2 separate regions of the Homo sapiens genome follow, and region 2 is linked to region 1. Evidence: read pairs that join two places in POLR2A ChIA-PET (ENCODE). Cell type or tissue: HepG2. All regions are shown on one strand. Links, peaks and the distances in the headings refer to the core of each region. The heading gives the core; the rest is flanking DNA.

Region 1 (4,376 bases), core at 85-4,084:
GGGCAGTGGGGGTGACCCAGGCCCTGTCATGGCATTGCAGGAGGAAGCCACAGACAGTGAAAAGGAGATCAATCGGCTCTCCATCCTGCCCTTCCCCCCCAGTGCCGGCTCCATCCTCCGCCGGCAGCGTGAGGAAGACCCCGCACCCCCTAAGAGGTGAGATGGCTGGGGATAGCAGTAGACACCCAGGGAGGTGGGGCTGCCGTTTCCCGAACAGCCACCTCCCAGAATCTGCAATGCCAAAGTCAGGTCCAGGCAGTCACTTCCCTTTATTGCCCTCAGATGGCTGGAGCTCTGGAAACCCAGGTCCTGTGAGTCACAGGGGCGACCAAGGTCAGGCTTAAGATAAGGCCGATGGGCAGAGCGAACTCAGTCCTAGCCAAGCATCCTGGCAGGAGGGTCACTGGGGGTCAAGCCTTGAAGATCCTATACCCAAGGAGAAGCTTGATGGTTCAGGACTAGGGGGCGTGGAGAATGTTTCAAGGTATCAGGGACCTCCGGCAAGAAAGCCAGGCCCCAGGTTTGGGCATCAGCAGCAAATAGGGACCAGAAAAACCAAGGCGCACCCTCTGGTGGCAAGACCAAGGGCGGGAGATAGCCTGCCTCCTGGGGCGCGATCCTTGTCACTGCTTTTCCCCTGTAAGCAGCCCTTGATTTATTCCTTTACTGGTGAGAGGCTGGGCCCTGGGAGGCTGTGGTCAGTATGGCCTTGATCTGCGTAAATCTGTCCCAAGGAGGTGTCTGATGAGGAGGTCATGGTTTAATTTAGGAGGCGTACCTGGGAGTCACAAACCACAAAGGTGGCAAGTGAGGGTGAGGTGAGGGGTGAGAGATCAGGGGTGGCTTCCAGGAGGAGGTGGCATTGAAAGAGCTGGCTTTGAAGGGCATGCCAGGGCATTGTAGGTGGAACAACATTGGACAGAGGCCAGGACATTAACTTCTTACCCTGGGAGTTTAGGGGAGCCAGGTGGCATGGGTGCCCTGTACCTGGGACCCTGCCTTGAGTCTAGCCTGCATTTGCTTGGGGGCTGTGAGACATTTATCTGGTGTGGGGGCAGGAGGAGGGAGCGGGGCAGAGTGCCCACTGTGCCTCACCTCCTGCCCCCTCCCTGCCCTCTCTCTGCCCAGATCCTTCAGCAGCATGTCAGACATCACAGGTAACAGCCCTTGAGTTCCGTGGGGAGGGCTCCTCTGGTCGGGGGAGGTGGCTTTGCAGCCCACCTGAAGCCTGCACCACCTGCGCTACCTTTGGCCTGCATCCCCTTCCCTGAAGCCCCGCCGTGGCCCCTGCCAGGCAGGAAGGTTGTGCTTGGGAGGACCCTGGGGACTTTGGTTCCAGCCTCTCACCCCGAGCCCAGTCCTGGGCCTCACTCCTGTTCCCGGCTGTGATGTACGAGGCTCTTCAGTTCTGGGCCACCTTTCACCCTCTTCTGGGAAACTGCGGGGTCAGCCTGGTGGGCCCTGACCTATCTCTGAGCCCAGTGGGTCTGATGTGCTCCTGGGGCCTCAAACCTGCCAAGGCCTCTCTGGGCTGGAGGGGGGTCAGTCCCTGTCATGGACCCTGGCCATCCCTGTTTCCCAGTGCCAGATCCCTGAACCTCATTCTTTTTCCCCAGGGAGTGTGACACTTAAGCCCTGGTCCCCTGGCCTCTCTTCGTCCTCATCCTCTGACAGCGTGTGGCCTTTGGGAAAGCCGGAAGGCCTCCTGGCTCGGGGCTGTGGCCTGGACTTCCTCAACAGGTACTGTAGCTGCCTGCAGTGGGTGGAGCTGGGGTGATTGCTTGAGAGGGGAACAGGAGTGAGGTGGGAGGAGCAATTGCCTCGCCCCTGTTTTATGCAACTATTGGAAGATTAAGATCTGTAGACACTGGCAGCCCTTGGATTCCAATCCTGCTGCCGCTCTTGATCGTCCCTGTGACTTGGGCTGGTCCCTTCACTTCTCTGGGCCTCCATTTCCTCAGTAGCTAAAGGGAGATGATGACCCTTTTTGCATGGAGGTCTTTTGAGGGCTCTGCTCGCAGAAGCAAAGCACCCAGCTCTGCCAGGCATGTAGCAGGTGCTTAGTAATAGTTGTCACTTACAAGCTGTCCTCGTCCCAATGTCCTGCCTGTCAGTCCCTTGGCTCTGAGTCCCTGGGACTGAGCCACCCAGCAAAGTTTCATGCTGTGGGTGGGCTTGGGTCACCTCAGGAGCCCCTGTGACCGGGCCAGCCACAGGTCCATAACAGGAGTCACAAAGCCCATTAGTGCAGAGTGCACTGTAGGCGACGTGCTGTTAGTGTGGCCGGTGCGTGGCCGCTGTTCACACCTGCCAGTGTATCTAAGGGAGGGGTGGGGCAGAGCGGGGGCTGCACGGCCATTGTGGTCTTGGAACTCAGCTGTGAGGAGAGGGCAGGTAGGGAGAGCATCCGGTGACTGTGGAGGAGGAGCGAGGGGGAAGGGCGAAAGTCAAGGCTTCCTGAGTCAGGCTGGGAAAGTGTGGACTTTGGCTTGTACACTCTGGGAAATGTGGGAGGGTTTAGTTATTAACTGCAAGGCCAGCTGCTGGCTGTTTTACAACATGCTCTTTGTCCAGGGAGTAGGCATAATGACGATTATCTCTGCTCCATAGAGGAGGTAACTGGGGCTCAGAGAGGTTAAGCAACTTGCCCAGGGTCCCACAGTTGGGAAGTACCAGGTCTGGGTTCATAGTGACCTGATCAGATTTGGGTTTTGGAAAGGGCATAGGAAACATGGACTGTCAGCGCTGGAATGTGGAGGTGTTGGGTGCAGAGGGATGGGTCACGCAGCAGATGGGTACAGCATAGGACCAGGGCCTCTGGCCTCCGGAGCGGCTTGGTCAGCCAGTGTCCAGGCCCTGCCCCCACCTGGCCCCCGGCAGTGGGCTCAGCGAGACATTGTTTTTGCCTGTGCAGGACGTGCTTCTCGGGGAAGGGGTGGAGGCGCCTCCCTTCCTGCTCGCCTCGGCCCTTCCTCCCTTCCTCCAGTTTGGGCTGCAGCAGGGGTCCTGGCTGTTGTCCAGGGGGCGCCAGGATGCAGCCAGGGAGCAGGAGCCTCCGTCCCAGCCCCGCCCAGGCCCCACGATCACATGGGGCCACTTCTGCTGCCCATGCTGTTCCTGGGGAGGAGAGAGGTTCCTGGGGAAGAACACAGGCTGGGGAAGGTGCAGAGGTGGTGGACAGAGAGAGAGAGAGAAAGAGAGAGAGAGAGGCAGACAGGCGGAGAGGAGAGGGAGAGGGAGATGAGGGCCCGGACAGGTCCCAGGTCGGGGCAACTTGTGTGTCTCCTGGGATTGTGTTATGGCGAGGTGGGAAGAGCTGGCTTTGGTGTCAGCACTTGCTACTGTGGGACCTTGGGCATGTCTCTGAATTTCCCAGTGCCTCAGTTTCCTGCTCTGTAAAATGGGCTCACATAGTGCCTGTCCCTTAGGGTCACTATGGGGGTTTGAGTATCCCTTCTAGAATGCTTAGCACACTCACGGTGGATGTCAGCATATGCTCGCGGTTAGTTATGATTATTGTCGCCATTGTTGTTTAATCCTCAGAGCAGCTCTGCAAGGCTGGAATTTTAACCTCGTTACACAGACCAGGACACTGAAGTACAGAGACAGTTAGAAATTGGTCCCAAGTCACAGGCCCCTCGGAGCTGGTTGGAGATTCCGATGTGCCTCCCCACTGTCTCAGCTGTTGGAGATCTCACATCCGTATTGTGTGCCCACTTTGTACTGGGCACCATGTTGGGCATTTTCTCTCCTCTTTCCCATTTCCTGCCCATCTCTTGCCCTCAGCCTCTCTGCCCTGCCCTTCTCAGCTCCTGGAGCCTGGGTGCCGGGAGGGGATGGTGGATAGTGGGGGGCTGGGGCAGACCGGGGGTTGGGCTGACAGATAGTCAGGTGGGGGACAGCAAGGGAGAACTCATGGGGCAAGTGAGGTGCTGGGTGAGAGAGGCAGAGCATGGAGAGCACTGGAGGGTTTCGGGGTGCCGTCTCCCCAGCATAGCCTCACCACTGCCCAGCTCGCTCACGTGGCCCCAGGGGATCTCTGGCACCTTCTGTCCTTGCAAAGAGAGGGTTCCCATAAGTCATTGCCTGGCTCCACGGCCCACTAGCTGTGCCCATTCTTGGCAAGTTAACTTTCCTGTGCCTCAGTTTCCCTTATCTCAACCATCGGGTTGTCAGGAGGATTGACTGAGGTGATCTGTGTGGCATGCTTCAGTCTCAGCATCAGGTCCCTGACCTGGTACCAAGCAGGCACGCAGACTACTCAGATATCTTCCCACGGGGCCCTGGGGGACATTCATTGAGGCCATGTGGCCTGTCACTGCTCAGAGCTGGCAGAGCTGGCAGACTTGCCCCGTTCCTGTCTGCCTGTGACCTGA
Region 2 (4,376 bases), core at 64-4,063, 60 kb before region 1:
GATTCCCCACCCCCACCATACACACACACACATCCTCCCCTGCTCCAGCTTCTCTAAGCATCTCTTGTTCTGACCCCTTTCCTTCTAGTGTCATACAAAGTCCAGGCTAGAGCGCACCTGTGATCCTATGCTTTTCCTGTGGCCCACTGAGGGCAAAGCTGGCTAGAGGTCAGATCCACAGAGCTAGTTGAGACTTGAACTCAGAGCCTCTGACTCACATAAGCCCTTGACTGGCTTGTGGAGCCCAGTCTCGCCTCCCGAGATCGGCAATGCACTTGGAGGGTGGGGAGGCCGCCTGGATTTTCCTGCCTTTCTCCCTTGGGCATCTAGCTTGGGCTCTGCACTTAACAAGTGCCAAATCAATGCCAGCTGAATCACAGATCTCCATGATAACCTGCATGCCAAAACATCACCCTGGCCCCTTCTGAGAGTGGGAGGGCAGGCTGGGCTCTGTGTCCTCACAATGTGACCTTGGGCAAGTCACTTACCTACACAGACCTGGGACCTCAGCTGATAAAAGTCAATAATGATCCTTAAGAACACCTATGTCTGCGGCTCAGCCTTCTTCCTTTTTTAAAACCATTGCTGCCACCTCCAAGCATAGAAATCTCAATACTGCCCTTCTAATGTTATTTGAAATTCAAAATAGGTTAAATAACAAGATAAGAACAAAGAAGCCAATAGGACAAAGCTTGCTTTGTTTTCTGACTACATTCTCTTCCCTTCCCACCATCTGATCCTCCCCCAACCCTAACTCCTCCCCCTCGTGGGGGGGAACTTCTGAATCATCTTCTTCCCTCCCTGGCACCCCCGGCACCGAGAAGTCCTCGTGGAATGTTTGCTGAAGTTCTGAAGCGATCCACAGTTGGCCAACCATTACATGATGTCATCTGATTCTCCAACAACCCTGCAAAGCCGCAGCGTGGCCTATTTGACAGGCAGCACTGAGGTTCGGAGGGAAGGGAGACCTGTCCAAGGTTAAGTGACAGGTTCATGGCAGGGCCAAGTTTCCCTGCTCAGCAGGGATTAAGGATGCATCTCTGGGGGAAGGAATGGGAGCGGGAAGGGTGTTCCTCTGTACAATGTCCTGTAGAAGGGTCTGCCATGTGGCCTTACCCACTTGCTCCCACCCCAGCTCCCTGACTTTTTTTTTTTTCTTTTTTGAGGCAGGGTCTCACTCTGTCACCCAGGCTGAGTGCAGTGGCTCCATCACAGCTAACTGCAGCCTCGAACTCCCAGGCTCAAGCGATCCTCCCACCTCAGCCTCCTGAGTAGCTGGGACTACAGGCACATACCACCATGCTCAGCTAAGTTTTTCCACTTTTTGTAAGGACAGGGTCTCACTCCATTGCCCAGGTTGGTCTCAAATTCCTGAACTCAAGCCATCCTGCTGCCTCAGCCTCCCAAAGTGCTGGGATTACAAGTGTGAACCACCACACCTGGCCTCCCTGACTTCTTGAGGCAGCACCTCATCTCCCAGCAAAAGGGGCTCCTCCCCCCTGAACCCCCATGGTCACTTTTGACTTGGGGGACCAGCTTCCTCCCCAATCTTGCGATGATCCCATCTTTCAAATGTTTCTGGGCACCCCCCCAATAGTACCCACCCCTCACACTACCCTGCCTACTGCGGTCGAGAGACTCTGCAGCGCTGTGGAGCTGAGGGCAGGGTATTGGGACCCGGTCTTCCCATGTGGAAAACGGAACAGCACACCAGGCAGTTCCCCTCCCAGGGGAGTTGCAAGGGTAGAAAATGTAATGAAACCCTCAGATACTGGAGCAGGGCAGCCATGGGTTCAAATCTGACACCTTTACACTAACATCTCTCATTCCAGGGACCCCGGTGGCAGCCACGTGGCACTTGCTGCCAACCACAGGGCACTGCTGGCCATCAGGTGTGCCTCACCTGGCACTGGAGTAAGCAGGGCTCCAAGTGTCCTGGTGCCAGGCTCACCTCCCCTCACCTGCTCAGGAACACCGCCCGTTAGTGTTCAGAACACCCCTTTCACAGATGGAAAAAACGAAGCTCAGAAAGGAGACATTTACCCTCAGTCACAGACCAACATTGCTGGTAAATGCCCCAGGGTGGGGGTGAAGACGATGGGGAATGGGGAAGACGATTTGGAGGGCTTGGATGCCCAGTGCTGAGCCCGGTGTGGGGTGCAGGTGCAGGCCTGGGAAGACAGGAGACCCAGCTCTGCAGATTCACTGCCTGTGACCTGGGCAAGGAGGTCACCACACAGCCTCAGTGTCCTTGGAGTCCTTATATTTACCCTATAGAGGATAGTCAGGGCCTGGGCACATGGCCTGAGCTCACTCAATGGTGGGAATGACGCAAGAACAAGTTTTGGAGCCGGGATCGGGCCAACAGGGGTCGCTGTGGAGGCACATGTGGTCGCGGGGAGGCCAAGGGCGGGTCTGAAGGAGAGCGGGGGCGGCTGCACCCTGGCATTCACCTGGGGGTCACCCGCAGGCCGCAGTGCTGGCCAGGGGCCCACGTCTCATCCTGGAGGCCACTGCTCGGGTGCACACAGCCCACTTCCTGCGGGCATCCAGCTGGGTGACGCCCCCCCCCACCGCTGGACAGCGGGTCCCTGTCATGGTTACGGCAGCTCCCCCAAACCTGCTCTGGTCCCTGGAATAAGGGGTTAAACCGGTCGGCTGACTTCTCCTGCTCCTCAAAGTCCAGACGCTTCAAGGTGGAGAGACGGGGAAACTGAGGCCAGAACGGGGTAGCTAGTTGTTCGCAGTCGCGCTAGGGGACCCGGTCCTCCGTATTCCAAGGGGGGCACCGTGGGCCATTAGGGAGCGACGGGGAAAGTGGAAAGGAGACGCGCTTCGTGCCCACCGCCCCGAGTTAGAGCCGAACCAGCCCGGGACCGAGCGAGACGGAGCGGCTGCGGGCCGCGTCTCGGGTCCCCGCGCCACGTTTAGTGCCGCTGCGGCCTCCCGGCCAGTCCCCCCTACTCTCTAAGCCTCAGTTTCCCGGTCTAGGAAAAGGGCTTCGAATGTTGCGGGTCTGGCACTGCTGGGGCAAAGGCAGAACAATCTGGAGGGCGGCCGGGATTGGAAGTCCGGGAAAGACTTCGGCCATCCAACATTCCCTGGGGGGACGGGGCTCAGGACGCGGAGGGTCGCTCCGCGGGGGAAGGGGACGACCGGCTGTCTTGGCCGGAGGGGAACCGGACGGGATGACCTCATCCGCGGCTCCAGCCTGGAATGCGGCGGTCGGGGAGGGGGGCAGGGTGCCTGTCCATCTCCCCGGGCCCCCCACCCCCCACTTCCCGCTCTCCGCGTGGGCCTCGGCGGAGGGGAGACATTCCGCCGCGTCGCCCGCTGCCCGCCCCGGCCCTTCCTTCCCCCGCGCAGGAAGGCGCGGAGACAGCCCCCGCTCTGCCCCTCGGCTCGCCCCCTCCTCGCGCATTTTGGCCGCTCAGCCGTGTCCGATCCTCTGCCCCCTCCACCAGCCTGGAACGGGACACGAAGCCCGAAAGCTCGGAGTTTCCTCGCGCGGCTCCGCGGCCGCGCCCGGCCTTCCTGTGGGCACCCGGGGGCGCCTCTCCCGGGCGGGTCCCGTCCCCGTTCCGGCCCCGGGAGCCTAGTAGGGTGCAGAGTCCCCGCGGGCGCCGGGACCCGCCGGCCTCCACGGCCTCCGCCCCGAGGACCCGCGCGCCCGGGCTGTTACCTGGCTCCGCGAGCCCCGGGGGCGCGGGACGAGGGCGGACTCGTCGTCTGCAGCGGCGGCGGCCGCGCGTCCCGGCTGGCAGCCCGGGAGAGTCGCTGGGCCGGTCTGCGCCGCCCTGGCCGCGGGCTCCGCGGGCTGGATCCGGGGGCGGGGGCGGGGTGTGGGCGCTCCCGCCTCCCGCCCGTCTCCTCCCGCCCGCGGGCGGGGCCCGGCCCCCTCCCCGGCCCCCTCCCCGGCACCGTCCTCGCGGCCGCCGAGAGCTGGCAGGGACGCGGCTGGGGGGCCAGGCCAGGCCTCTGCTCGCCACCCCGGACAAGGCCAGCCGGGGAACGTGCGGGCTGCCCCGGGGAGGCGACTCCGGTCCCCGGCCGCCAACCCCTCTTCCACCGGTTCCCCTCGTGGCCTTGCTTGGGGCGTCCAGGCCTGATGAACTCTCCTCCCTCCTGGGCCCTCCAGCCGCGCCCTGCGGGAGTTCGGGGAACCGGGAAGCTCGATCTGAGGCCTTGAATGCCTGGGCCTTTAAACCTTGATGTTTACAGGCATGACATGCCCACTCCTTTGCTCCCCATTCTCATTCCCTTCCATCCGGTACAGGCCCCGCGGTGCCCAGGAGGAAGACAGCCATACTGGGGCGACTGGTAGAGTGGGGTAGAGTGGCCGTCAAGACCGGGACCCTGGAGCCGGACAGCCTGGG

Evidence for each region. Peaks named below come from ENCODE experiments on the same cell type or tissue, not always from the same donor. Only the 100,000 strongest peaks of a DNase experiment are listed, where the experiment ranks them.
Region 2: POLR2A ChIA-PET joins it to region 1 with 14 read pairs; 10 of 35 experiments call an interaction of 5 or more read pairs at or near these places.

What each region holds. Positions count from the first base shown.
Region 1 is chr22:37,499,966-37,504,341 of GRCh38, reverse strand. It overlaps CARD10 (caspase recruitment domain family member 10), which reads left to right. Exons shown (of 20, transcript NM_014550.4): 9 at 41-156; 10 at 1,129-1,157; 11 at 1,617-1,740. Among named protein-coding and RNA genes, the nearest start is that of MFNG, 16 kb to the right of the region's middle. RefSeq lists enhancers at 1,083-1,680, 1,681-2,280. In HepG2, for the core only: no CTCF peak of the experiment used is centred there; DNase peaks (open chromatin) are centred at 301, 1,781 and 2,491.
Region 2 is chr22:37,559,895-37,564,270 of GRCh38, reverse strand. CDC42EP1 (CDC42 effector protein 1) reads right to left here and starts at 3,791. Exons shown (of 3, transcript NM_152243.3): 1 at 3,683-3,791. RefSeq lists enhancers at 1-305, 306-806, 1,334-1,940, 2,243-2,472, 1,941-2,548 and 1 more. In HepG2, for the core only: a CTCF peak has its summit at 2,366 (motif pointing right); DNase peaks (open chromatin) are centred at 440, 830 and 2,350; H3K4me3 peaks cover 3,297 bases.